Linked DNA regions of Homo sapiens: region 2 is linked to region 1. Evidence: chromatin loops called from intact Hi-C (ENCODE). Cell type or tissue: Calu3. All regions are shown on one strand. Links, peaks and the distances in the headings refer to the core of each region. The heading gives the core; the rest is flanking DNA.

Region 1 (15,420 bases), core at 4,020-12,019:
TGCAATCATTATTTCCTACTTGTCTGTCTCACTCCCACCAATTCAGAATTAATAACAATGCCTAAATTAATAGTGCTCTCACCATGTGCCAGGGCTATACGTATATTATCTCAATTTATCTTTCAGCGACTCTATGATGAAAGTGCTAATAGTATTCCTGAATTATACATAAGGAAAACAAGGTACAGAGAGATTGAGTGACTTGCGCAAGGCCACACTAAAGAGTGGCAGAGTCTGGACTTGAAGTAGTCTGATGCCAGAACTCATGCTCTTGACAACCCTGCCATGAAACCACAGGATCAGTGTCTGTCATTCTTCTTCCTCTGCAGTCCCACTGGGGGTTCTATTATAAACACAGTGTTTACATTCTTTTCTGCTATATTGTATGGCATCAATCTTTAACATCTCTGAGTGAAGATTTTGTTTTTCCTTCACTAGTTATTCCCTTCATACATTCATTTTGTTTAGCATCTATTTCCTGACCACCTACTGGGCATCAGTTCTGTTGTATTAACTCTGCTGCAGTTCCAGTGACACTTTCCAAAGCCCTGGTGGCTTCAGTTTGCTTCTCACCTCTGCTCATCTTTTGTCCTTCCTTACCTTATTCCCATAGAAAATAAAGTTAAGAAGGATTTTCAAGGCTTGAAATTGAAAGAGCCTCATAAGTTATCTACCAACCCACTCGCTTTACCCATAAAGACCCAAATCAACAGAGCTAACTGTGGCAGAGCCTTGTTCTAATTAAAGTTTGTTCTCTTCTCTCTACTCCTTGCTACCTCCTTTTAGGATCAGTTACATAATAGATAATAAGTGTTATTTGGCCATGTGTAGCAACCTGTGAGTCAATTTTTAGTTTGTAAAATGGGAATAGTATTGATATTTATCCCTTAGGGTTCTAGTGAGGCTTAAATGAGTTAATACATGTAAAGAGCTTAGACTAGTGCCTGCATTAATAAATGTTAATGATATGACTTGACTCTGTGTCCCCACCCAAATCTCTGGATTGTAATCTGAATTATAATCCCCAGGTGCAGAGGGAGGGACCTGGTGGGAGGTGATTGGATCATGGGGCAGTTTCCCCCATGCTGTTGTTGTGATAGCGAGTGAATTCTCATGAAATCTGATGGTTCTATAAATGGCAGTTTCCCATTCTTTCCTCCTTCCTGCCGCCTGGTGAAGAAGGTGCCTGCCTCTCCTTCACCTTCTGCCATGATTGTAAGTTTGCTGAGGTCTTCCCAGCCATGTGGAACTGTGAGTCAATTAAACCTCCTTTCTTTATAAATTACCCAGGCTCAGGTGGTATTCTTTATAGCAGTGTGAAAATGGACTAATATAGTTAGTTTATTATTATTTTTTATTCCACCTCAGCATATTTCATTATTCATTTATAAGGCGATATTTCTAAATACTTGTGTTAAGACTTTTTTGTCCTAAGCATGGACTTAAAAAAATGAACTTTTTTTCATCTTATGGTGCTATGAATGAGCTAATAGAAGATATTATGTATAATTTTAAAGGGCAAGTGAAATCTTCCCAGCCCTGCTTCCCTACTCAGGGACTTTGGCAGTCGGGTCATGCATTTTCCTTTGCTTCCAAAATACCCATTGGATCATAACTATTTCCCACTTCTACCCGTACTATGCTGCGGGAAGCTTGAGGGTATAGCTTAGTCCTGTTCATCTTTTTGTTTTTTTATTTTTTTGTTAACTCTTCAGCTAAGACAGAGTAAGAGGTAATTTATCGTATGGCTCTTTCACTCAGCCACAAGTGAACACAGAAATAGTCCAGAATGTCACAGGTCTGGGGCAAAGGACCAACATGGACAGTTTTTGTTATGAGCAAGGTGAGCCTCAGAGGTAGTCTCGGTGATCAGATGACGATGAAGTTCTAGATCCATTGAGAGAAGCTCTAGATCCATGCAGTTCAACAACTTGTACCAGCATTTCCAGCCTCTGCCATTCCATGTTTCTACTCCTGCGGCCTCCACTGGTGCACAGACTAGTGATTTACTTGAACCTTTGCCTCATCTTTCTTTTGCGCTTCAGCCTGCACATTCACTTCTTCCTCCACTTGGCTCTCATGGCACAGAGGTTTCCAAGAAGATGGCGCTAAGGCTGAGACCTCATCTTTTTATTGTCAGTTCTAAGCATTCAGTAGCTGGCACACAGTAAATGTTTCACACTTATTTATTGTTGAATGAGTGAATGTAGCATCTTCAGATTTATGTTCTGTCCTCTCCTACCTACCTGCCCTGTTACCATAATCCCCAACTTCTTTCTACTATTGTGTGTGTATGTGTGTATTTATATACGTGTATATATACGTATATATACGTGTGCATATATGTACACGTATATATATATACGTGTGTATATATGTACACGTATATATATATACGTGTATATATATTTTATTTTTCTGGACTGAGTCTTCATTCTTAACTTTAATAAACCATTGAGTTTAAAACAAACATATAAACTCTCAAATGCAGCCAGACTGGTGGATTACATAGAGACTATAAAAGGAATGAGTAAGCAAAAATTAGAAGTGCTCAATACTACAGAGGGAGAAGGTACTTTTGAGTATAGACACACAGTGCTAACTCTTTAAGTAGCTCTAAACCTACAGAGATGGGACAAAGGGGGCAGTTGAGAGCTTCAGCTTTGTAGGTAGACAAACCTGGAGTTGAATGAGGGTACTGCCCTCTCTAGGCTTCTCCTTCACCACTAGTAAAATGAAAGAGATAACCAGTGCAGGACCAAGTGAGATCATTGTTGTCCAGTGTTTGCCACATTGAGAGGTCCCGATAAGAATTAACTATAGAGTGAGGCTGTGAAGGGTCAACACACACAATCATGTCACTGCAAATAATTACTATTTTATTTTTTCCTTTCCAATTGCAATGCATTTTAATTATTTTTCTGACATTAACAGTATATGGCACAGACCAGTACAATGTTGAATAGAAATGATAACGTTCAGTGTTTTTCCACTTAATATGATTAGTTTTAATTTGTTTGTGGATACTTATTATCAGAGTGAGGACATTCCCTTGTATTCCTAGTGTGCTGTGAGTTTTTATCATAAGAGGGAGCAGTATTTTGTCATATCCATTTTATGCATTGATTGAAATAATCATACTGCTTTTCTCTTCATTCATCTTCACCCCAACGAGGAGAAATGGTTTCTTAAGAACATCCCATGCACTTTATTTCAAATCTGTGATCATAGAGCGTTTGCTCTCATGAGGGGAACTGACAACTAGGAGGAAGTGCCCCATTCCTCAACACCAACTCTGGGAAGTGGTGGGAAATCTCTCCTTGTCTATGTGAATGTGTTTGCCTTCTGGTTTACCAATCATTTTTATAAGACATTTCTTACTTGAGACTTTAACTTGAACTGACTGAGTTCAGGAGGAGACCCTGGACCTGTGGTGACTTTCCCTCACCTCTCCCTCCAAACACACACACAAGATGCAGCCACCTAGGGAGAATTTGTCAGAGACAGCCAAGCATCTCTCGCCGTGTAAAGAGCAACAGCAGTCATTTTCATCATGACCATCATCATCATGATAGGTTAATAGGGCACTTGTGCATTAAGGACAAATGTGAGTCATAAATATAAGAATAATAATTTAAAAGAAATAAGATCATTCATTTTAACTCTATTCTCCACTGTCCTTTGCTTTGCTGAAATTATACAACCCATCAAGCAGCAGACAGACACCCAATTGAATGTGGTTACCAGAAACACTCCCTGCCTTTGCTTTGTGATTGGTTGAGTGTCTCCTGAGGGCCAGGAGCTTTTTAAGCAGCTGGTGCAAATGGATGCCTTTCTGAAATTAACCAGTTGATGAATGTCACAGCCATCAGGCTTCCCTCCAGTGTTGGACCAGACAGTGCTCAAGCTGCTTGCTTCCCTCACAGCCTCCAGGGTCCATGACTGAGGGGAAGATGAATGGTCCAGGGGATGGGTGGGCAACCAGTTCAAAGCCAACTGCAGAATGCTCAGCCTTTGAGGACTGATATTTCTCTCTCTTATGCATCCTTGTATCTATGTGTGGCCTTTGCCATGTCCAAAATTTCTCGATGTTTGTTTAGGACTGAGGTCCTCTGAGGAGGGGTTTATGTATGTGGTATAAAGACCCAGACTTGACCCTGGCTCAGGTGCTTACAAACTGTGGAAACGTGGGCATGTTATTACCCACTCTGAGTTTCACTTTCCTCAACTGTATAAGGAGAAAATAAGACCTGCTTCACATGAGCATTAAATGATACATGAAGCCTGTTTCAGAGCCACTGGAATATATTGGGCACTCAGTAAATGGTAGGTAGGGTATTATTATTACTATCCTTACTACTGTTATGGAAGGAACCAAGAAGGTCAACTGAATCCAGATATCACAGACCATAAATGCTGTTATTAGAGACTTACTTCTTTGGGTTCTTCTCCCGGTGGATCCTCTTTTAAAAAACAGATATGGATTTTGCATATACTGAGGTGTTAGTAACATACATTACTAACCCATCTAAGTACTTTCATCTTGACCTGAAAGAGGCAAGGGGTTATCAGACTACATTTCCTTTCATCGTGATTTTTCCCACAGTTGGACCCATATCCAAAGGCCACTAAGCTGAGTCTAGTAACTGTGAGTTGCTCTAGTTAGCATTGGGAATGGAACCTACACTCACAAATGCTTTATGGTCCTGGTTGTTTCTGTCCTGACAGAGTACTGGGGTGGGACCAGGAGGCTGGGCTGGTCCTAGCTCTGTCACTGTCTAGGTGGCTTTGGCCAGGGTCTCTCTTTGGATGTCAGTCTCTTCATCTGCAAAATGGAAGGGTTGCATTTTATTGGTGATTTCCAAGTGGTGAACAGGGAAACTGCCCTTTGACAAACACCAGGAGTGAGGAAGAAAAGGGGTTAGAAGAGAGACAGAGAAGAGCCAGATCACAGTTGCTGAAGGGGAAAGGGCAGGGGTAGAAAATCTGTTTGAGAAGAGTAATTCCTGCTTCCCAAAGGACCAGCACTTGGGAAACTAGACTAAATATCTCTGAGGCCATGGGAATGTACAGCCCACTTCGGGTTAGGCAAAACTGTATATGTAACCTAAAGAGGCAAGGGTTTACATAAGGCTAAACAGCCACCCAGAAGGGAATTAGATTTCAAAGCCTCTGCGTTCTGGCCCACTGCTTAGCCACATGCTGCACCTGTTTCCCTTTTCCTTTTTACTAACATGGGCTCTCCCTCTAACACCTACTGACCATTAATTAATGGCCAACAAATCAGTTGAGACACTGTACTAAGTACTTACTGTTCACAGTATCAGAATTTATGCAATAAATTGTATTCTTCTTAGGGGTTGTTAGCATATCCGAAGGCCAATTGTGGAGCCTGGCAAGGTGATCTTTTAAGTGTCTGCTTAAAATTCTATCCACAAGGTTCTGTTGCCTAGAAAATTCTTAATGAGAAGAGTTAAATAAGTAGTTGATCAACGCAGGCACAGTTTTAGGAACACTAATGGACATCAGCTGGTTGGTGGACATTAGTTAGGGCAGGTAGGTCCACCTAAGACTCTCCTCGATTTATTCCTTTGGCTCTTGACTCTTGCCATGCTGCAGTTATGAAGTGCTTTGAGCCTCTCCTCGGTCCGATTCCTCTACATGTTGGTCTGTGATGTGAGAGCAGGAGTCATGGAATTAGAAAACCTGGTTCTTGTGCTCACTTGCTGCCTACCTGCTGTGTAATATTGGGCAGCTGTATACTCTCTCTGAGGCTTAGCTGCCTCATCTGCAAAACAGGCAATAACAACAACCTCCCAGACTGGTTGTGACTATCAACCAAGGTCACTGGCAGGAATAAACATATTGCAAACTGTAGGGCTCTGTGAAACTGTGAGCTCCTTGAGGCCTGGTCAGTGACTCTGTTTTTTGTTGTATATAATATTTAATGCAGTAGTTCTCAACTACATAAGAATCATCCAGAGAGCTTTTAAAAAATACAAAGGCCTGGGCTGCACTCCCAGATATTCTTACTTAATTGTTTTAGGGTGGAGCTGCGGCATTGGTATTTTTAAAAGTTCCCAGGTGATTCCAATGTGCAGTCAGAGTCAAAAATTACATTTGGCTCTTTGCTGGAGGCTCAGTTCTGTTGGATGAATGAATGATTCTAATTATGACTTCCTCTCTCCTTTCCCTGGAGGAGTGTGCTTTGTCCTGGATGGAAAGATGTTTCCTGTGTCAGGCTTTATTCAGGCGCCTGGCTATTTCTAGAACTGCTTTGGAAGAGCATCTGGACATTCATGTTCAGAAGATGCTCACAATGACAAACATGCTGGTGGGCAGCACCTCAAGGGGCCAGATGGGGCGGCCCTGCAGTTGCTGAACGTGGCCACTGGGCTAGTTAGTATTTCTAAGTGGCAGTGTGCCAGGCCTTGGGTAGGCGGAAGGGAGCTGGGATTCCCTGGCCTCCCTCCTACTTCCCACCAATTAGGTCAGGTCAGCCTTTGGCTGTGTTAAATGCTTTAGGAAGTTCCTGGACCCTTTCCTATTGTTTACCTTGTGAAGACATTTCAGTCAGAGTTTTTTAATAGAACAGTGGAACATGAAATTAATTTTCTGGGCAAGCTGGTAGTGAGGTATACTGGTGTTACAAATCTAACTTTAGATTTTTTACTTCAGCTTTTGACTGTACTTCCTTTCAGGAAGAATTCTTTTATGGAATTCAACCAGCCCTAACTCTGTGTGTGTGTGTGTGTGTGTGTGTGTGTGTGTTCTCCTTCATCCACCAAACACACCATGTTTTGATGCATCTGATTTACCATATACAGTTGTGGCAGGAATTTCTTCTTCCCACCTCCCCAGGCCAGTGTGAGCTTCCCCTGAAGCCATCTTGGATCCCCTCAGTTAGGGGCCGCTGCTCAGAATTCCCAGCAGCCTTCCTGTTGCAGCACTTCCCACGTCCTCAATCCTTACACCTCCAGGAATAGGGCACAGGCAGTGCTGTGAAAGCTCAGGCAGAGCTGGGCTTAAACTCCAGAGCTTCTCCGTATTTTCTGAAAGACCTTGGACAAGTTATTTAACTTTTCGGAGACTCAATTTTCTCATCTCTAAAATCATGAGGGACTGTTGATGAATCCTTAAGGACTAATAATCACTGGCGTGACTATCGTGAGAATCCAAGAGGTAAGATAAATAAAGTTACAGGGAAAAGCCTGGCATGAAATTGTTGTTTCTTGCTGAGGGTAGGATTCGTGTGTGTCCTCCCCAAATGCCCAGGTCCCTCCTTCAATGGGCACTCAACAAATATCCACTGAATGGGGGTGCATGAAAGGACATGCTGGGAATCTAAACCTTAGGACAGAGCAAGGAAGCCCCTTTCCTTTCCATGCCTCCTTGTTCAACTAAAGCTATATGTACCTCCTATGGTTGTATTTATTTGTTGTGTCTTTTAAAGCAATATAGTTCTCTTTATGTGTACTCCAACATGCAGCAAAGTATTGTAACCAGACTGCATCATTTGAGTTCATTCCTGAAAGTTGCTTCTTGAGGTTGAGCCATCTTAGAGAAGAACCTGGCCTCAGCAGAAAGAGGTGAAGGCCACAGCATTGGCTGAGTGTTCACTAAGTGCCGGGCCCCTCAACTATGACAGTGTACCAACAGAACACATGGCACGGCAGAAGCACTCATCACCCATAAAACAGATCAAGATGCTGAAGTTCAGAGAAGTTAGGAAGTTTCACTGAGCACCCAAGATAAGACACAGCAAAATGGGATTCTTGGCTCTAAAACCCATATACTTTCCATTATATCACACTGAATTTTGCATCAGAGGAACTGTGGTGGAATTGTGACTTTGTCACTAACCAGCCGGGAGGCCTTGGGAGAGCCACTTAATATTTCTGAGGCTCTAATTTCCTCAACCTACAGGGAGGGTTGGACCACTAGGCGATGGCGCGGTTCTCAAATTCGGTTTCAGTGGCTGTCTGTACCAGCCACTGCTAGTGTCTGCAGCCCTCTAGTGGTGCTTTGCAGGAACCAAGTGGTACCTAACCTTTCCAGGGCAGTTATTCACAAAGCGTTGATGCAGACTGCCAGGGCACCTGGGGCCTCAATGCCTGTTCACATTCACTGACCATGAATTAAAGACAAGCAGGGCTCAGAGGAGCCCTGGAGATAGACGTGAGCCTCATTGGTCCTCAGAGGGATTATTATTTTTAAAACTTTGCTTTCTGTTTGTTCTATACCATGCCTAGGACTCTCACTCACCTTTGAATGATAAAGAATGAACCCTCCCCATAGATTAAAATTGTAATTTTAAATTTAGTCATGGTATGTGCATGTACCTGACTTTGTTCATATCCCACAGCCCTAATATAATCAGGCCATCTTGGCGGCAACAGGATTGCTGAAGGGATGCTGTGTTGTGGACCAGCACATCGGGTTTAAGCCCTGGTAATGCTAGGCATTGACACCACTGGGTCTCTCACCTCTCTGCACCCCAAACTTATCATGGGTAAATGAGGGGTTTGGTGGAAGAGGCCTTGCAACTCTGTCTTATGCATGTGCATGGAGCTGATTCTTTAGAATGGCAGAGTTTTACCATTCCATTCAGTCTTTGAGATTTTTGCTGATGGGAACATGCCTTTCAGTGAAGCTGGGACAGAGGGGTTAGGAAAAGATATTATCTAGAGCTTAAGGTAGAGTAAGGTGAACAAGCATGGCCTTAGGAGCCACCTACATGCTGACAATTCTTACACATATGACCTGGGCCTCTTCCCTGAGATCCAGACTTAGTATCTACCTGTCTGCTCCATTTGGAAATCTAACAGCTATTTCAAACTTAACATGGCCAAATAGAGCTATTTATTCCCCATTCCTCCTAGGTCTATTCCCCAACCCTGGCCTTTCCCACCTTAGTGAATGGTACCACTATCTACCTAGTTGCTCTAGGAGCCCTATTTACTTTTCTTCTTTCAGTTATATCCCCATGTCTAGGTCTTCCAAAAACCCCTTCGCTCTACCTATAAAATATATCTCAAAGCTGACAATTTCTTCCATCTCTACTGTCTGCTACTGTAACACCTTACTCTCTTTCCACCTGGATGACATGACAGCCATAGCCTCTTTTTTTTTTTTTTTTTTTTTTTTGAGACCTAGTCTCATTCTGTCACCTAGGCTGGAGTACAGTGGTGCGATCTTGGCTCACTGCAACTTCTGCCTCCCGGGTTCAAGTGATTCTCCTGCCTCAGCCTCCTGAGTAGCTGGGATTACAGGTGTGTGCCACCACGCCCAGCTAATTTTTGTATTTTTAGTAGAGACGGGGTTTCACCATGTTTTCCAGGCTGGTCTAGAACTCCTGACCTTGTGAACCGCCTGCCTCGGCCTCCCAAAGTGTTAGGATTACAGGCGTGAGCCACCACGCCCAGCCAGCCATAGCCTCTTAACAGGTCTTGGACTTCTACTCTTCCCCCTGGAATTCATCCTTCAGAGTGATTATTCAGAAGAGCAGCACAGATTGTGTTGCCCCCTTACTTAAATCCCTCTAGTGGTTTTGCCTTTGCTTACAGAACCAAATCAAATCCCTAATCTATTGGCACTCCTGCTCCAACCCTCCCACGCTCACCAGCCAGTCTTTCTCCACCCACCCCTCCTTCATCTCACATTGCTCTGGCCACCCCGGCCTTCCCGCCTTCCCTGAAGATACCAAAGTCTTTCTCTTCGTGGGGCCTGTGCTGTCATTTTTTTGCCTGAAATGCTCTTCCTTTAGATTTTAACACAGCTGTCTTCCTCATGATCAATATTGCCTCGAGTCCCAAATGTGACCTCCTCTGAGGGGCCATCCCTGCCCCCACTAACGGAAGCAGCGCCTGAGTCATAGCCCCATATTTTATGTATTTTTTATCCCTTACTCCTGCCTGATTTTTAAAAATTTGTTTAGGAGCTTAACAGCACTCTCCACACTAGAATATAACTTCCTTTTGAGCATAGAAGGTATTCTTCTTGCTCACCACTGATTCTCCAGAGCTTTGAATTATGGGTCTTCAAAAATATTTCATGATGAATTAACTGACAGCTGATGATCCCGGCCTGCTTCATTAACTCTTTACACAGGCTCGTCAGTATAGCACACAATTTTGTCATCCAGAAGAAAGAAGAAAGTTATATTTTGTTTGTTTGTTTGTTTGTTTGTTTTATGAGAGGGTCTCACTCTGTCTCCAAGGCTGTAGTGCAGTGGTGCGATCTTGGCTCACTGCAACCTCCACATCCCGGGTTCAAGGGAGTCTTGTGCCTCAGCCTCCCGGGTAGTTAGGATTACAGGTGCATGCCACCATGCTCAGCTAATTTTTGTATTTTTAGTAGAGATGGGGTTTCACCATGTTGGCCAGGCTGGTGTCGAACTCCTGACCTCAGGTGATCCACCTGCTTTGACCTCCCAAAGTGCTGGGATTATAGGTGTGAGCCACCGCACCCGGCCTAGCAGAAAGTTTTTTCAATTACACTATCTTAGTCCTATTCTCTAGTCTTAACTGAACATAGTTCTCAAGATTCAATTCTGGCTATCATAGTAGCATTTCTTCAAAACATGAAGAAATGTCTGCTCTGGGCTAGCAGAGATGGAAGGAATGAAGGAGTGTATGTATGTGTGATCAGTATGTATTTGTATGTGCTTGCGTGTGTATTGAGGGGCTGGGATTTCATTTTATAGTTGAGTGTGGTAAATGATTTTAAGCTGCCTTACCTAGAATTCAGAGTGTAACTTAGTGTAAATAAAGCACCAGGTGGCAGCAGGGGAATATTGCTACACATTTTTTTTTTTTTAAACACTTAAGGTATTTTCCCAGTGGATTAGCTGCTATACAAAATGGACAATTAGACACAGGCCTGCACAAAGAGCTTGCAATCTATAGATGGATCAGTTGTCATTATATAAAGCTCCATATCTTCATTATCAAAAGCAGCTATGCTGAATGCTCTTCTCTGAAAGATTGTAAGCAAGCTCTGCAGAACCTGGGCAGGCCAGGGTGAGCCTTGCTCTGTGGAGATTATAACAGAAAATAAAAAATAAAGGAAATGTAGATGGGCATACCAGCTCTGAACAAGTTAAGGAATGATTATGTATTGCAAATTATTTGTTAACTTGGCTATTTATAGTTTATAGTATAGTGTCTGTCTCTAGACTGAAAGTCCTTCGAAGGCAGGCACCAATCTTTTTCTTCTTTAAATCCGGAAACACTTAGCAGGGAGCCCATCACATGAAAGGGGCTTAATAAACGTTTGTTGAACAACTGAGAAAAAAGTTAAGAAATTAAAAAGTAAAAATGAGAAGAAAAAACTGTGAACACTACTATACAGAAAGGAATTCGGAGCATGCCTTGTATCAAGTATCTGAGTTGCATGCTCTTAGTCCCAGAGTGCAGTTTTATTTATCTTTCCTTCTTTTTTCTTGAAGAAGAGGCAAGGATCCTTCCATGCCTGACTTCAGTGGAATATTGACCTCTTAGAGATTTTCAGATTAGGAAATGCAGGTAAATGAAAGAGGTTACTATCCAGAGAAAACCATTAAGACATATTCCCATTTAGCTGAACCAGAGTTGCCCACTATTTTTTTTGTAGTTAAAGATCATCAGTGTGGACCTGGAGACCACGTTCTGTGTTTTGTAATCTTCAACGTCCTAGTGTGTTTATTATCATCCAAGAGTTGAAAGACAAAAAGCAAGCATGTTATTTCTTAGGAGTTGAGCTTCTCTTTAGATGAGGTGCCTTTCATTTCTTTTTCATGCCAGCCCACCACTTCCCAGTTCCACAGAAGCATGGTCCTAGAGGAATTTCTTCCTCCTTGGGCAGGAAGGGTGAAGGGTGAGGAGGACTAAGGGGGGGCCCCTAGAGGAAACAGGAGAGGCAAGCAGGGAGAAAGCACAAGGCTGGAGACAACTCTGGTACGGGGGACAGGGCACTGTGAAAAAGGAACTTGGGGTGTCTTGTGGCAGATCACACTCCCTACACCTGCAAGTGGAGGTTAGAGTTCAGATTAGATTAGCATTAGCTTAGATTTTATCCCGAACTATAGCTTAAATTCTAAGGAGAAAATCACAGTATATATCTTCTCCAGCCCCAAATCCAGAATCCTCTATCAGTCCAGGGAGTCTGAACTTGAATTCCCTTTAATGAGAGGAAAAGCCTTTCTTCTACAATAATAGATTAAAAAGCCTTACAGCTTCAAATGGAAGAAACACACTGGTGTGAGGAATGTAAAAATATACCTGACAGTTTTCTTTCCTGTGTGTTTTGGGCCGGTGGGTGGGTGGAGAACTGTAGAGGAGAAAAGGGAGTGCTGGAGACTTCGGCTGAGCTGTTTCTCTTCATCCCTGTGCAAAAAAACAGAGGCTGCCAATCCACACTCTCTGCAAAGATCATTATGGACATTTCAGCAGCTCCTCATCTCTATTTTCCCATTATTGGTTCCACTTTTATAATAATTTCTGAAAATAATATAAAAATTTTCTGGGTTATAGATAATTATCTTAAAAACTGAATATGGTCACCCAGTTTTAGTGCCTGAGTTTGCGTCTATTATTATATTTCTGCCAAGTGAAGTCTAAATAATATCCTAGAGTGTCCTGTGAATGAAGGTTTTGCACTAGGTCAAGAAAGTAAAAGCGCTGGGAGAACGACTATCACAACCACGTGACAGAAGAATAGAAATGTCAGACTTTAAAGAATCTGGCCGGGTGCGATGGCTCACGCTTGTAATCCCAGTACTTTGGGAGGCCAAGGCGGGTGGATCAAGAGGTCAGGAGTTTGAGACCACCCTGGCCAACACAGTGAAACCCCATCTCTAGTAAAAATACAAAAATTAGCTGGGTGTGGTGGCAGGCACCTGTAATCCCAGCTACACAAGAGGCTGAGGCAGGAGAATCGCTTGAACCTGGGAGGTGGAGGTTGCAGTGAGCCAAGATGGCTCCACTGCACTCCAGCCTGGGCAACAGAGACCCCGTCTCAAAAAAAAAAAAAAAAAAAGAATCTGTGCATATAGTGAGTACATTCATATGGTATCAATATTTTAAATGTTTTACTTGTATTCTTTGTTCATACCAACTTGATACAGTTCAACAGAAGAAAATAAATATACAATAATTTTTTTGTTCAAAAAGTTTTTTAAAATTATAGTATTTTATTTGGAAGTGAATCCTTAATTGATTGACCTATCCAAAAATAAATTTGTGGTTATGAGTTTCTTTTTAAAAAACTGAAATGATCAGCAATCATATTATTGATTCAAATGCAAGTGTATCATGTACAAAATAAAAAAGAACCGTTAATAATAATATGTTATGTCATTATCAATAAACTCTGCATTGGTGATTTTGTTTAAACAAAGCAATATTACATATCACATTAACTTAATGTGGTCGATTTGAAGTTCATTTGTTTTACTTATATTTATTTTATAAATTGATTTGGTTTTATAGTTATATAGTTGCTTATATAAGAACTATAAGCATAAAGATTGGCGTTAACACCTAGTTTTATGATTGTGCATATTTATGCAACTTTATAATACATGTAATATAAGCCAACATTTTATATGTCATGTGTTAGTTAAGTTTAAGAGACGTTTTTCTGAATGAGTGTTTCCCAAAGATTATTCTGTGGAATGCTAGTTCCAGGAAATGAGCAGCAACAACAACAAAATGTTTTGTTAACAAATACATTTAGGAAATGCACTACAGCTACCTTTTTGGGAATTGATAGTATATGTTAGCTATTTCAACATGAGAAAACTGCAATTTTGACTACAGTTTTTCAAAATTATTTGCTTGTGTTAAACCGTCTTTAAGTGAAACAATCGTTAGAATCTTACAGTGTTCTACAAAACGCAGTAAAGGAAAATTGTTCTAGACTAGAAAAAAGCAGATTATCCACTTTTCTCTGCAGAAAAAAGCAAGGTAACAAAGTCAGACACTTTAACAAGAATGTGGCTCCAGGGGGTGAAAGTATTGAAAAATAGACTTTTTTTTCCTTCTGCAAATGCAAATGATACTGATAAGGAAGGAAAGGTTGGAGGGTGTATTGAAAAGGTTGAGACCGGCTGCACAGAATGCTGTCTGCTCTATAGTCAAACATGAAGAGTGCCGTTTGTAGGAGAGATGGAACCATAGACAAGGATGATTTTTTCAGTGTGGCCCAATGGGTAAGTTTTGGTGAAAGTTACCACAGGGCAAATTTCACTATGAAAGAAGGAAGACCATTCCAGTTATTTGAGATGTCCAAAGATGAAATGACTGCTTTGGGACAGAATATGTGCCCTACCCTAAGCAGCTCAAACAAAGGCCGAATGAGGATGTAGATGAAATTCAGGTTATCAAGTAAGTGGTTGGACTCGATGATTTTTAACCTTTAGTTCTATGAGTCCACTTATTTGTGATCAAAACAGAGATATGTACACAAGATAACAATGTACTCTACAGGACAATAATTAACACTCATTAAGTGATATGTACCAGGCATGTTACCTGTACTAAGATGTTTAATCCTCACATCCTCCAACAACCCGACGGAGAAAGGCACTGATAGCCCCATTTTACAGATGAATAACTGCAGTGGAGAAGCACAATCATGCTTATTCCTCCCATTTTCAATTAATGACCACAAACCTCAAGTGGGCCTAACGCTGCCCGCCTATCATACTATATCTCTCTTCCATTTACTTTCTCACTCTCCAAGATGATTGTATACTCTCTCTCGTCTCCTCAAATCTCCAACACCTCCCCATCCTCACTTTCAGCTGATCCTAGTGCTTCCAACATTGAAGAGAAAATCAAAGTAATCAAAGAACTTACCCAATACTCCTACTAACTGCCATATATTCTGCCTCCCCACCTGGTGTCTGTGCCCCTAACTAGACCAACCTCTCCAAGTATGCGCCATCTCATACACTGTCCTCCACTCAAGGCCATCACTATAGCATTATCCCCTTTCTCCCACATTATCAATTTGTTTCTTTTGACTAATTATTTTTCTCTTGTTATTTATCCTTTGTAAAACTTCTTTTCTAATCTCATTCCCCTTCCAGCTACATCACATTTATTTGCTTCCCTTTAGAGTAAATGCCACAACCAGCTTATTCATTCTTTTTTTTTTTTTTTTTTTTTTGAGTCGGAGTCTTGCTCTGTCGCCAGGCTGGCGTGCAGTGGCGCCATCTCAGCTCACTGCAACCTCCACCTCCCGGGTTCAAGCAATTATCTTGCCTCAGCCTCACAAGTAGCTGGGATTACAGGCATCTGCCACCATGCCTGGCTAATTTTTTAAAAATATTTTTAGTAGAGACAGGGTTTCACCATATTGGCCAGGTTGGTCTCGAACTCCTGACCTCAGGTGATCCATCTGCCTCGGCCTCCCAAAGTGCTGGGATTACAGGCG
Region 2 (15,420 bases), core at 2,662-10,661, 110 kb after region 1:
GCAAATTGAGGACTAACTAAAACAGGGATGGGGTGGGAGCACCTTCCCCTAAGACATGCCCACCAGTGTGCCACCTGTTTACCAGTGGCATGGGAACACCTGGAAGTTACCACCATTTTTCTTAAAAATTTTCATAATCTGCCTAATTTGCATATAATTAAAAGTGGATATAAATGTGATGGCAGAACTGCCCTGAGCTACTACTCAGGGCTCACTGCCTGTTGGGCAGCCCTGCCCTGCAAGGAGTAGTACCTCTACTGCTGGTGTACACTGCTGCTTCAATAAAAATTGATGCCTGACACCACCAGCTTGCCCTTGAATTATTTCCAGGGTTAAGCTAAGAACCCTCCTGGGCTAAGCCCCAGTTGTGGGGCTCAGCTATCTTGCATCATGTGGAAACCAAAAATTTTAAATACAATACCATTTACAATTGTTAAAAAAAATGCTTAGGTATAAATGTAATGGGACATACACACAACTTGCACACTGAAAACTACAAAATGCTCATGAAAGAAATCAAAGAAGATCTAAAAATAAGTGGAAGAGCATATGTGTTCATGGATTGATTAATATAGTCATATCAGTTCTCTCCAAATTGATATTTACAGGTTTAATACATTTTCCATCAAAATCCCAGTAAGATTTTTTAACAGATATAGACAAGATTATTCCAAAATTTAAATGAAAAGGTAAAGGAACTAGAATAGCTAAAGCAATTATGTTTTAAAAAAATAAAATGGGAAAAAGTACTGTACCTTACAACAAGACTGTGTAGTATTAGTGTAAGGATAAGACACTTGGATCAATGGAACAGAATAAACAACCTAGAAGTAGACTCAATGCGGCATGGGTAACTAATTTAAGATGAAAGTGTAAAATCAATTTAGTCTTTCAAATAAATGGTGATGAAGAATTTAGATATCCATATTAAAAAAACTAAACCTCAACCTTACAGTTTATACTAAAATTAACTCAAAATGCATCATATATTTAAACTTAAACCATAAAACTATAAAACTTTTATGGAAAAGCATAGGAGTAAATTTTGTGGACCAGTGATTTGGTGAACACATTTTAGACATAATGCCAAAGGCTTGATCCATAAAAGGAAAAAAATAGTAAATTGACATCACCAAAATTTAAAACTTTTTCTCTGTGGAAGATCAGAGGACAAAAAAACAAGATACAGATCTGGAGAAAATATTTTCAAACCATATATCTGACAGAGGACTCATCTAGAATTATAAAGAACTCTCAAACTTAACAATAAAAAATCAAATTAGAAAATTGTCAATATACACAAGGAGACATTTCATAAAATAAGTTATATAGATAACAATGATATTCAGTATCACTAGCCATTAGGGAAAAGCAACAGAAGACCATGATGAGATACAACATAATCATTAGAATAGCTCAAATAAAGATAAATAGTACTAAATATTGGCAAGGACATGGAGAAACTGGATCTCTGTCACAATGCTAATGGGAATATAAAATAATACAAGTACTCTGGGAAATAGTTTGATAGTTTCTTTACAAACTAAATGTGCATCTGCTATACAATCCATCAACTTTTCACCAGGCCATTTATCCCTGAGAAATAAATGTTGACATCCATACTAAAGCTTGTACATGATTGTTCAGATGAGCATTATTACATATAATAAATTATATAGTGGTATATAAGCTATATTTTATATAACTATATATATATAACATTTTATTATATAGCCCCAAACTGGAAACAATCAGTATGTCCTCCAGTTAATGAATAGTTAAACAAACTATGGTACATCCATCATGGAATACTACTCAGCAATAACAAATAATGAACTACCAGCAGTCCTGCCCTATAAGAAATACTAAAGGGTATTACCTCAGGCTTGAAAGAAAGAACATTAGAGAGTAATCCAAAAGTACATGAAAAAATTAAAGAACACAAGTAAAAGTAATTAAGTGAAGTAAATATAAAAGTCATTACCAACTTATATTTTAAATTTTTCTTCTCTTAACTGATTTTAAAGACTACTGTTTAAAATAATACTTATGGCTGGGCGCAGTGGCTCACATCTGTAATCCCAGCACTTTGGGAGGCCAAGGCAGATGGATCACCTGAGGTGAGGAGTTCAAGACCAGCCTGGCCAACATGGTGAAACCCCATCTCTACTAAAAATACAAAAATTAGCCAGGCGGAGTGGTGTGCACCTGTAATCCCACCTACTTGGGAGGCTGAGGCAGAAGAATCGCTTGAACCCAGGAGGCGGAGGTTGCAGTGAGCCGAGATCGTGTCACTGCACTCCAGCCTGGGTGACAAAGTAAGCCTCCATCCCCACTGCCCAAAAAAAAATCAAATAAAAAAATGTTTTAAAGATAAAATAATACTTACAAATTTGTGTTAATGAGTTTATAATGGGAAGGGAGTTATATAGAAGCAAAGTTTTTATAAACTACTGGAATTAATATTAATCTGAACCTTTTAGGTTTAGATTAAGACACAGATTTCATGCAATACCCATTGCAAACACTTAAAAATACTTTAAAATATATAGTAGAAAAACATTAGTATATGGGAAATCTCTGTACCTTCTGTACAATTTTGCTGTAAACCTAAAAATGCTCTAAAAAATAAAGTCTATTTTTATTTATTTATTTCAGGATGGAGTCTTATTCTGTCACCCAGGCTGGAGTGCAGTGGCATGATCTCGGCGCACTGCAATCTCTGCCTCCCGGGTTTAAGTGATTCTCCTACCTCAGCCTCCTGAGCAGCTGGCATTACAGGCATGTGCTGCCGTGCCTGGCTAACTTTTATATTTTTAGTAGAGACAGGATTTTGCCATGTTGGCCAAGCTGGTCTCAAACTACTGGCCTCAAGAAATCTGCCTGCCTTGGCCGGGCACGGTGGCTCACGCCTGTAATCCCAGCACTTTGGGAGGCCAAGGCGGGCGGATCACGAGGTCAGGAGATCGAGACCATCCCGGCTAAAACGGTGAAACCCCGTCTCTACTAAAAATACAAAAAATTAGCCGGGCGTAGTGGGGCGGGCGCCTGTAGTCCCAGCTACTTGGGAGGCTGAGGCAGGAGAATGGCGTGAACCCGGGAGGCGGAGCTTGCAGTGAGCCGAGATCCCGCCACTGCACTCCAGCCTGGGCGACAGAGCGAGACTCCGTCTACAAAAAAAAAAAAAAAAAAAAAAAAAAAGAAATCTGCCTGCCTTGGCCTCCCAAAGTGCTGGGATTACAGGGGTGAGCCACCACACCCGGCTTAAAGTCTGTGTTTAAACATGAGTCACCAAAACAATAAAAAACTAATAAGGGAGTTTAAATGCTACAATTGAAAATCTCTATATAACATAAAAGATAGCAGTAGTAGAGGAACAAAAATACATAAAATATATAGAAAACAAATTGCAAAACAGCAGATGTAACTCCTATTATTTCAATAACTACATTAAACGTAGGTGGATTAAACACTACAAATAAAAGGCAGGGATTCAGATTGGATTAAAAAGCAGGATCCAGGCCAGGCACAGTGGCTCACGCCTGTAATCCCAGCACTTTGGGAGGCCAAGTCAGGCAGATCACCTGAGGTGAGGAGTTTGAGACCAGCCTGGCCAACATGGTGAAACCCTGTCTCTACTAAAAATACAAAAATTAGCTGGGCATGATAGTGGGTGCCTGTAATTTCAGCTACTTGGGAGGCTGAGGCAGGAGAAATCAGTTGAACCCAGGAGGCAGAGGCTGCAGTGAGCCGAGATCATGCCACTGCACTCCAGCCTGGGTGACAGTGAGACTCCACCTCAAAAAAAAAAAAGGCAGGATCCAATGATATGATAAGTGTTTCTTTAAAAGACATACTTTCAATTCAAAAATACAAATACATTGAAAGTAAAAGGATGGAAAATATACACTGTGCAAGCAGTAAAGGAGCTGGAATGACCATATTAATATCAGAAAAAAATAGACTTTGAGACAAAAAAGCTTACTTCGGACAAAGAGGGAGATTTTGTAATGACATAAAGGTCAATTCAGAAGGAGGCTTTAATTATTACAAACATATATGCATTTAAGAACAAAGATCCAAAGATATGAAACAAAAACTGACAAAATTGAAGGGTGAAATAGATAATACAATAATAATTGGATGTTTCAATACTCCACTGTCAATAATGGATAGAATAGACAGAAAACCAGCAAAGATATAAAAGACTTTAAGACACTATTAACCAACTTCATCTAACAGACCTCTATCAAATACTCCATCCAACAGTAGAATACACATTCTTTTCAAGCACATGTGGAATATTCTCCAGCATAGATCACATACTGGACCACAAAGCAATAATGAATTTAAAGGGTTTATTTATTTTTATTTTAAAAAAAATTTCAGCATTTACTTTAGATTCAAGGGGTACATGTGCAGGTTTGTTACACGGGCATATTCTATGATGCTGAGGTTTGGTGTATGATTGATCTCATCACTCCAGCCTGGGTGACAAAGTAAGCCTCCATCCCCACTGCTCCCCCCCCAAAAAAAAAATCAAATAAAAAATGTTTTAAAGATAAAACAATACTTACAAATTTGTGTTAATGAGTTTATAATGGGAATTAAGTTGATATTAATCTGAACTTTTTAGATTTAGATTAAGACACAGATTTCATGCAATACCCATAGCAAACACTCAGGTAATGACCATAGTATCCGATAGTTTTTCAACTCTTGCCTCCCTTCTTACCTCCCGACTGTAGTAGTCTCCAGTGTCTATTATTCCCATCTTTATGTCCATGAGTCCCAGTGTTTAGTGCTCACTTAGAACATGCAGTGTTTGGTCTTCTGTTTCTGTGTTAATTCACTTAGGATGATGACCTACAGTTGCATCCTTTTTGCTGCTAAGGACAGGATTTCATTCTTTTTTATGGCTGTGTAGTATTCCGTGGTGTGTATGTACCATATTTTTTTTATCCAATCCTCCACGGATGGGTACCTACGTTGATTCCGTGTCTTTGCTATTGTAAAGTGATGTGACGAACATCCGAGTGCATGTGTCTTTTTTTTGTAGAATGATTTATTTTCTTTTGGGTATATAACCAGTAATGGGATTGCTGGGTTAAGTGGTCGTTTTTTGTTTTTTGTTTTTTTTTAAGTTTTTTGAGAAATCTTCAAACTGCTTTTCACAGAGGACAAACTAATTTACATTCCCACCAACAGTGTATAAGCATCCTCTTTTCTCCACAGCCTCACCAGCATTTGTTACTTTTTGGCTTTTTAATAATAGCCATTCTGACTAGTGTGAGATGGTACCTTGTTGTGGTTTTGATTTGCATTTCTCTGATGATTACTGATGTTGAGCATTTTTTCATATGTTTTTTGGCCACTTTTATGTCTTCTTTTGAGAAGTATCTGTTCATATCCTTTGCCCACTATTTAATGGAGTTTTTTCTTTTTTGCTGGTTGAGTTGTTGAGGTATGAAATTCTTTTCTCAGCTTGGTTTGCTCTGTTGTTAAGGCTTTCCATTGTATTTTGAAATTCCTGTAGTGAATTTTTCAATTTCAGAGGCTCAGTTTGATTCTTTTTTAAAATAGCTATGTTGTCTTTCAACTCTTGGATCATTTTACTGCCTTTCTTAGTTTGGGTTTCAACTTTCTCTTGAATCTCATTGAGCTTCCTTGTTATTCAGATTCTAAATTCTATGTCTGTCATTTCAGAAATGTCAGTCTGGTTAGGACACGTTGTTGGGGAGCTAGGGCGATACTTTGTAGGTAAGGAAACACTCTGACTTTTTGAATTGCTGGAGTTCTTGCACTGATTCCTTCTCATCTGAGAGGGCTGGTGTCTCTTTGTCTTTTTAAAGTTGCTGTTGATTGAGTGGGGCTTTTTGTTTTTATATTCTTTTTTTCCCCTTGAGGTTTTGACTGTGGTGTATGTTGTGTATAGTCGATTGGCTTCATTTCTGGGTGCTTTCAAAGGGTAAAGGGTCTGTGGGCATTCCTTAATTGTGGCTAGTTTCCTGCACTGGGTTTCACAGGCTTTGCCTGCCCAACAAATTTACTTTTGGTTGGTGGTGTAATTCATGTCATGATCCAGTAGATGGCACTTAAGAGTAAGAGCCAGCAGATATGCTGTTAGCTATGTGCATTAGCAGCAGTGCTTAGGGGAAGAGGGAGAGGGGAGGGCAAGAGATGTCTCCCTCGTGGTATCTGCTCCTGGGCCTTGAGGGACCCCCCTCCAATCACTAGCACTGTGTCTATGTTCCTTAGTTCCAGTGGGGGTCCTGGTGGCCTGCACTCCCACCTCCGTTAGGGGCAGTCAGATCCACAGGTTGGGTCAACAAGAGACCCACCACTCCAGGGAACCTGCTGATTCTCTGTGTTTGGCAGAGCCAGAGAGGGTTGTGGGCTATGTCTGCGTTGGCCTGGTGATGCAGTGGATCATGGGCGGAGGATCCCTGGGCAGGGTGGTAGTGCCACGAGTGTGCAGCTGGTGTGGCGTCCACGGCCTGGGTTTTTTATTTTTGCCCAGGAGATGGCTATGGGGTCTACTGAGCTTGCAGTCCCCCAACTGAGCCTCCCTCAGATGTTTGCCCCAGGAGGAGGCCTGACCAGCTAGATTTGTCTCAAGCATTCTGCATCCAGATCGCTGGGTTGTTCCAGGTGTTCCAAGCCTTGGGGCCCTCTTGGGCAGAAGCTGCAGCTGGTCAACAGGCTAGGCTCTTCCCAGGCCAGCTTTGCATAGGAAGAGATGCTCAAGTCCCACGCCAGCACATGCCCACAAACTCACGCCTCACTCTTCTCAGTGTTCTGAGAGTGGAGGCTTTTCCCTTGCTTGAGGTCAGGTCACAGATCTCAGCTTGATGCCCCTGGGCAGTGTGCACAATCCCTGGGGGTTGGGGACCAGGCCCATGGCTTTGCCCTCTGGCCTCTTGGGGTTGAGCACTGGCTGTGTTCCGGGGAGCCAAACTGCTGCCAGGCGATTGGCAAAAATACTCAGGTGGAGCAGTGGAGGCTGGAGGCTGTGCTCTGTGCTCCCTGTTGCAGGAGCAGCCAGGCATGTGGCCTTGGGAGGAGCTGGTGTACAAGGGCCATGTGTATCAGATGTGCCCCTGTCCCACGGGAAAGGTAGCTCTGCTCTCTCCCAGCCCGGCAGTCAGCAGGGGCTAGAGCCACACAGAACAAAATGGAGAGCCTTGGGGAATGGGAGCCTATGCTCACATTTTTGCTGTAGCTCTGGACTCCATGCAGGTTCCAGTTCTGCTTCAAGGCAGTTTCCTCTATCAGTTCAAATGCCTGTGGGGGTCATGGGATCTCTTGTAGTCTGGATCCCAGAGGTGTGTGGCGGGAGTGTGGTGCCTGGGAGTTCCTTCACTCACTGCTTCCCTAGGACCTGCTCAGGATCAGGAGCTGGTCTTGTCACTCTGAGTGACTCCATGCAGGCGCCTAGCTTCCTCCTTCTTCACCCTCAGTGTCTCTGTCACCTCTCTATCAACTTTTTGTGTTTTCTCTCAAATGATCTGTTTGAACTATGATGTTTTACTTGAAATCCTGGATTCTCTTTGTGGGAGAGGCATTTCCTGGCTGTGTCTAGTCAGCCATTTTGTCCCTTTCCATGAAAGTATTTAAATAATACAAAGTATGTTCCCCAGCCACAATGGAATTAAATTAGAAACCAACAACAAAATGAAATTTGGAAACTCCACAAATATTTGGAAATTAAGCAATATATTTCTGAATGAATTATATTATGAATGAATCAGGAGAAATTACCAAAAATTTAGAAAGTATTTTAAATTGTATCACTATGAAAACCACACATATTACAATTTATGGGATGCAGCTAAAGCAACACAGAGAAAAATTCATATGACTTTAAATGCCTATATTAGAAAAGAAAAAGAATATTTCAAATTAAATGAAAAGCATCATAAGGGAATATTATGAGGAACTTTATGCCAACAAATTAGACAACTTAGGTGAAATAGTCAAATTCTTAAAAAACCCCATAAACTACCAAAACTAACTCAAGAAGAAATGAAACATCTGAATAGATCCAAAATCTGTAAAGAAATTTGTAGTTAAAACCTTCTCACAAATACAAACTCAGACTTACATGACTTTGCAAGTGAATTCCATCAAACACTTAACAAAGACATAAGACTGCTGCTCCACAAGCTCTTCCAGGAAATAGAGGCAGAAGGAACAGTTTCCAACTCATTCTATGAGGCCATATTATCCTCATACCAAAGTAAGATAAGCATATTACAAGAAAAGAAAACTATAGACCAACATCTCTTCTGAATATAAATGGAAATATTAGAAAATGAAATCTAAGAATATGAAAAAGAATTATACACCATGACTAGGTAAGATGCATCCCAGGAGTGCAACGCTGTTTAACATCCAAAAAACAATTAATGAAATACATCATATTAAAATAATATAGGACAAAAACCACATGATAATTTCAATATATGCAGAAAAATATTTGACAAAATTCAATACCTATTTATGATTTTAAAAAATCTCAAAAGACTTGGAATAAAAGATAGCTTTCTCAGTCTGGTGAAAGCCATCTACAAAAAAACCTATGGCAAACATCAGTCTTAATGATAAAAGGCTGAAGACTTTCCATCTAAGATTGGGTAAAAGGCAAGGATGTTCACTCTAACCTCTTCGATTCATTCTAACCTCTATGGGAGGTTGTAGCCCATGCAAAAAGAAAATAAAAGGAAAGAAAAGACATATGGATCAAAAGGAAAAAAAAAACAATTATACCTATGTGCAGATGACACAGTGGTCCATGTAGAAAACCCTAGGGAGTCTACGCAAGAAACAACAATAACAACAAAACAAATCCTAGAATTAATAAGGGAATTTAGCAAGGTCACAAGATATGTGATCAATATACAAAAATCAGTTGTATTTCTGTCTACCTGCTATAAACAATCTGAAAAGGGAATTATGAATTTATAAAAGCATTAAAAAGAATACCACATGTAGGAATACATTTAATAGACGGTATGCAAGTCTTGTACATGGAAAGTTTCAAAACATTGTAGAGTCAGCATCATGCAATATACCTTCGTATAATAACAAACCTGCACATGTACTTCCTGATTCTAAAATAAAAGTTGAAAAAAGAAAAAAAAAGACCTTGTAGAGATAATTTTTTAACTCTAAGTAAATGTACAAACTTTCAATGTTTTTGGATTGGAAAACTCAATATTGTTTAAGATGGCAATTTTTTCCAAATTGATCTATGGGTTTGGTGCCATTCAAAATTCCAGTAGATTTTGTGTGGAGACAAACAAGCAGATTCTAAAAATTCTGTGAAAACTCAAAAGACTCAGAATAGCAGAAACTATTTTAAAAAAACAAAGCTGGGAATTTGTTCATGTATAGGAAGACTCCATATTAACATGTTACTTATCTCCAAATTGTTCTATAGATTCTATATAATACCATTCAAAATAATAGCAGGGTTTTTCTCTTTTTTTAAAAAAAGATGACAATTTGATACTAAAATTTATGTGGAAATTTGAAAAACCTAGAATAGCTAATGAAATTTCTGTGTACTACATAGTCTTGTAATCAATCATAGACCTAAATATAAAATCTAAAACTATTAAAGTTCTACAAAAATATAGGAGAAATTTTAATGACATTGGTGAGGCAAAGATTTCATAGATAAGACACTAAAAGCATGAGATAGAAAATACTCATATATTTGCCATCATCAAAATTTAAAAACTTTTGCTCTTCAAGAAGATACTCTAATGGAAGTGAAAAGCAAAGCCACAGATTGGGAGAAAATATCTGCTAACAGATATCCAAAAAAGGACTTGTATCTAGTACAAAAAAATGTACAGTTCAACTATAAGACAAACAACCAAATTTAAAAATAGTTAAATTTGAACAGACATTTCACCAAAGAAGATGTATAAGTAGCAAATAAGTATATGAAATATGCTCAACATCATTATTCATTAGGGTCACACAAATTAAAATAAGATACCAGTAAACTTCCTCTAGAATGGCTAAAATTTAAAGGGCCAAACCAAGTGTTGCCAAAGATATGGAACAACTGAAACTTTCATATGTTGTTATTAGGAATGTAAAATAACAAATCTCTTTAGAAAACAGTTTGGCGGCAGCTTAAAAAGTTAAACACATACCTACCATATGACCTAGTAAACCCACTTGTAGGTTCATTGCATCACTGTTCACAATAGCAAATACATGGAATCAACCAAAATGCCCATTAATGATAGACTGGATAAAGAAAATGTGGTACATATATACCATGGGATACTATGTAGCCATAAACAGGAATGAGATCATTTCCTTTGCAGGGACATGGATGGAACTGGAAGCCATTATGCCCAGCAAACTAACACAGGAACAGAAAACCAAATACCATTTGTTCTCACTTATGAGTGGAAGCTGAACAGTGAGAACACATGGACACATAGAGGGGAACAATATACACTGGGGCTTGTAGGGCAGTGATGGGGAAGGTGGAGGGAAAGCATCAGGAAAAATAGCTCATGCATGCTGGACTTAATACCTAGGTGATGGTTTGATAGGTGCAGCAAACCACCATGGCACATGTTTACCTATGTACATAACAAACCTCCACATCCTGCACATGTACCCCAGAACTTTAAAAAAAAATAAAAGTGAGTCAAGGAAGGAAAATCAGGCATCAAAGACACATCTTCACAAGTTTACATAGGCCTGATCATCCATATGTAAAAGGTGTAGCAAACCCCTAGGAAGCTACACACCAACTGCAACACAAGCTGCTCAACATTAGTCTGGATTTTCTCTTTCCAAAGGTTTTCAGAGATTACAGCCCTTTTTTTTTTGAAGTATTGGGAAAAGATGATTTCTTGTAAATGGATGATTTTTGGAAACATCCCAAAGTTATTTGAAATAAGCTGTTTTTGGAACAAATTCATTGAAGTACATGAGCAGTAAGTTGGGTAGTACCATCTGGGCATATATGGGTCTGAGACTTGTATTATTGTATGGCTAGGAAGTTGGCTTGAAGGGAAACAGGGCCAGAGCTTGGCTTGTCTTAGGACCTCCTGACTGAGATTGTAGTTCCACTCCTTCACACGATCTTTGTCCCACAGTGACCCAGTTGCTGGGTGAATTTTCTGAGAAGGGATGGGTGTTTCATGATTTCCTTCGTTGGAGTGAGTAATTGAAAGTGGAGAGTGGTATGTTAGTGCTTCCTTGAAGGATGTAATTAGGTAATATCATGCAAGAAGGAAACTGTCATAAAGCTAGTAAAATGCAAATGAGAAGGAACTGCAGCATTGCTCATCTGCATCATCTCCTTTGCAGAATTTAAGATGAAACAATAGAGAAAGAACCAAGAAGTTACATACATTCATCAGAATTGCTGGAGAGTCCTGACCTCTGGCCATCGATCAAAGGGAAGCGTTCACTACTGAAGGTTTGTCTTCACTGTACTGGGTATTCAACTTCCTTGAAATTAAAAGGAAGAAGGATAAAAAGTGGTATGCTGAATGGATTAAAGGTAATATTTTGATTATATCAATAGTTTTCAAACTTTTATAACTCATGAGCTGTTTGGGAATATTTGAGCATATGGTCAATCCACATCTGAATTATCCTGCCCACAAAAATGTCAAGGAAATACTTCTACTGCCCCTTCTGAAGCCATCTTAATTCCAGGAGTTGAATCAATTTCAAAGTCATTGATAACTGCATCAGCCAAAATTTGTCCAAATGTTTTGAAATGCATTTCTATTTCCTGTCACACCTACCTCTTTGGCTAATGCATTCATTTTATGAGTTTCAAAAATTACCATCTCCCTGTCCCAGGTCTTTAAAGTTGTTGAATAAGCAAATCTCTGTTCACTTTATTTGTACTATTTATGGTTATATAGATTTAATTACTTCTAATTAGATTTCCATATTGGAAGTACAAATCTAACCTTAAACAAAAAATTCTTTTTATAATTCTCAATATCTCCAATTATTTTGAGCTTGTGCTCTCTGGATCTTTTCAAGTTATGGCAAACTTGGTTTTGAGGCATAGCAGCAAGAACTACATAAATCTTTTCAAACAGAGATATACCAGTATAAAGCTTGCTTTCCAGTATAGTCCTTAATGATTTTCTTCATTTTCTAGGTCTTTTTGCCTGATGCAGAATATTGGTACATATGCTGGGGTCAACATTTAATGACTCTGGGTCTTTTTCTTGAGCAGAATCTAAGGGATAGTCTTTCATTTTATAGATGTGTTTTAGATTACTCATAAATTCATTACTTTTTCCTCACACACATTATAACATCTCTTAAGGCTCTGCCCATTGACACGAATCTCAGGATTATTCTATAATGTCTCTCTTCTCTGGGGTGTCTTCTTTCTGGGGAGATTTGTATATCTTGGAGTCTGAGACTTCACTATGTACTCCTTCCTTATCATCATTTATAAACCTATTCAACAGACTCTGCCCCAGAATGGATTCTTGAGCAATCTTGAATAATTACACGAGTATCCAAAGATACTGATTTTAGGAGAACAAGGTTGTTGGGTACAGGTAGTTAATTATTCCTAAAACTGAATATGTCCAATACCTATGTCTTGAGAAGCTCTAAGAGAGTAACAGAAGAGCAACAATGGAATGTGACAATTGCCTGCACTGTCTTTCTAGGTTGAAAATCCAAGAAATTTACATGCACTGAATTTTATTTCCTTTATTTGCCTATTTATTCACACCAAGAATTCAGGGTCCATGTTGCTGTAGTGGAAATTGGTTATTTCTGTTTTAGTCTTGAATTGTCTAATTTTGTTCAACTTGCCTGGTACGGAGGGGAGATTCACCAGTGGGCCTCACCTGTAAGTGAGGGTCACATCTGTAATTCTCTGATCTCGTGATGCAGAAGTAGGCCACATCTTCCATTTTCATCCTTGGATTCCTGTGGAATTTACAGATGCACAGATAGAAGTCATTTAGTCTTAGATAGATACCTTCATCTGCTTTGTCAATTGATGATGAATAAGACTGAGTTGAATGTATTTAGAATGTCTTGGCTATAAATTCCTCCATATAGCTTAACCCACTGTTTCCTGCAGTATGCACCCCTTTACCAAGAGAGAGAAAGAGAGAAAGAATTTCATGTTTCTGTGGGTTTTAGAAGGCTATAGGAAGGGATTTTTGTTTGCTCATTTTCAGAACTTATTAATAGACAGTTATTGAATACCTACCTTGGGCACAGAAATAATCACATTCTCTCCTGAGAATTTTCAACCCACAGCCAAGTACAGGTGTGGAAATTTGATGATAGAATTAATACCAATGGAAAAAGGGGCCCACAGAACTGAAAAAGTGGCCACTGGTGATGACAGTGACCTGGGAGGGAGCGAGGCAACCTAGAGAGACAATGTGGGGAATCATCACGTTCCATTACAGCGCCCTTCTCTTACTCTCTTGGAGCTTCTCAAGCCACAGGTGTCAGTCATATTGGTTTTAGAGATTATTAGTAACTACCCAAACCCAACAATTTTGTTTTCCTGAAACTAGAAATGTCCTGTTTCCAACTTTATATTTTCATCAACTTCTTTTTCTATGATGTGTGAGAAACTAGAATATTCAGTGTGCTTTCTTGAATACCAGCCTTGTTTCAACTCTTTAATGAGTGGACTATTCTCTGAAGCTGGCCCTCAGTCTTACTCTGGGTTCATCAACCAAGGTCAAGATCTGTCCACATGCACGTAACAGGAGCACTTTTCCGAGAATTGTAAAGGAGCCACGGTGCAAAGCCTTCTGGACCTGGGTCTCATGTGAAAACTCAGCAATGAGCCTCCTGGCCTGAGATGAGCCTGCGGAGCACCTTGTTACAGCACGCATATGATGTATATAAAAAATGAACACATGTATTCCAATTACACTGATTTGATCTTTACAAACTATATGGATGTATTAAATTGTCACATGTACCCTCAAAATATGTACATCTATTATGTATCAATAAAATAATTAACATATTTTTAACTTGTTTTTGGTAGAGCCGTAACATCTGGGGAGCAATTAATTGCAGAAGCAATTAATCTGGCTATTGACTGATATTTACTCAGGACAAGGAAAACTATCATTACTAAGTAAGATGTGCAAGAAAGATTAATTCACAGTAAGCAAGATTTTTGTAGCTTGTACTGCTATAAATTTGTATTACTGACTGACATTGGGACCATCTACATGTAAATCCTACAAATCAGGACAGAACAGTGACCTCCTCAAGTGCTCATCATACTTATCTCAGTTTCCAGAAGTCAGCAATCAATCTGAAAAGGTAACTAAAATGGCACTTATAAGAACCATAGATTGGTAAAGTTAATTATCCATATTTGTTAATAATACAAATAATAGTTAATATTTATAATGCCCCTACCATGTACCAGGCTTCATGCTAAGTACTTTATATTTTTAAATTTTTATTTCAATAGCTCTTGGGGTACAAGTGGTTTTTTGTGGCATGGATGAATTATACGGTGGTGAATTTGAAGATTTTAGTGCACCTGTCACCCAAGTAGTGTACATTGTACCTAATGGGTAGTTTTTTTTATCCTGAGAACCTCTTCCAACCTCCCACTTCTGATTCTCCAAAGTCCATTATATCACTCTGTATGCCTTTGTGTACTCATATATGCTTTATATCACTTAATCCTAACAACAATACTATGAGGTAGATACTATTATTTTCCCCAATATATAGTGATGCACCACATAGTTTCAGTCAGTGATGGACTGCATTTAAGACAGTAGTCCCATAAGATTATAGTGGAGCTGAGAAGTTTCTATCATCTGTAATGTTGTAGCCATCATAATGTTGTAGCACAACCCATTACTCATGTTTGTGGTGATGATATAAACAAATCTCCTGCATTGCCAGTCACATAAAAGCATAACACATACAATTATGAACAGTACCTAATACTTGATAATGGTAACAAATGACTATGTTACTGCTTTATATATAATATTTACTATACTATAGTTTTTTACTGTTATTTTAGAGTGTACTCCTTTTACTTATGAAAAAAAGGTCACTGTGGCCGGGCGCAGTGGCTCATACCTGTAATCCCAGCACTTTGGGAGGCCGAGGCAGGTGGATCACGGGGTCAGGAGTTCAAGACCAGCCTGGCCAAGATGGTGAAACCCCATCTCTAATAAAAATACAAAAATTAGCCAGGCATGGTGGCGTGTGCCTATAATCCCAGCTACTCGGGAGGCTGAAGAAGAGAATTGCTTGAACCCGGGAGGTGGAGGTTGCAGTGAGCCGAAGTCATGCCACTGCACTCCAGCCTGGGCGACAGAGCAAGACTCCGTTTACAAAAAAAAAAAAAGAAAAGAAAAAAGGTTATTGTAACACAGCTTCAGGCAGGTC

What was found. Hi-C counts contacts between places; a loop is a spot of excess contacts. Peaks named below come from ENCODE experiments on the same cell type or tissue, not always from the same donor. Only the 100,000 strongest peaks of a DNase experiment are listed, where the experiment ranks them.
Region 2: a loop joins it to region 1, with 4 times the contacts of the local background. A loop is called at or near these places in 2 of 110 quality-filtered maps.

The regions. Positions count from the first base shown.
Region 1 is chr1:147,487,761-147,503,180 of GRCh38, reverse strand. All of the region lies in intron 3 of LINC00624 (long intergenic non-protein coding RNA 624), which reads left to right. Among named protein-coding and RNA genes, the nearest start is that of LINC00624, 22 kb to the left of the region's middle. RefSeq lists an enhancer at 1-317 and a silencer at 7,929-8,118. In Calu3, for the core only: CTCF peaks have their summits at 6,303 and 8,010 (motif pointing left); DNase peaks (open chromatin) are centred at 6,400 and 7,980.
Region 2 is chr1:147,380,790-147,396,209 of GRCh38, reverse strand. It overlaps LINC00624 (long intergenic non-protein coding RNA 624), which reads left to right. Exons shown (of 4, transcript NR_038423.2): 4 at 11,347-14,018. Among named protein-coding and RNA genes, the nearest start is that of LINC00624, 130 kb to the left of the region's middle. In Calu3, for the core only: a CTCF peak has its summit at 6,101 (motif pointing right); a DNase peak (open chromatin) is centred at 6,079.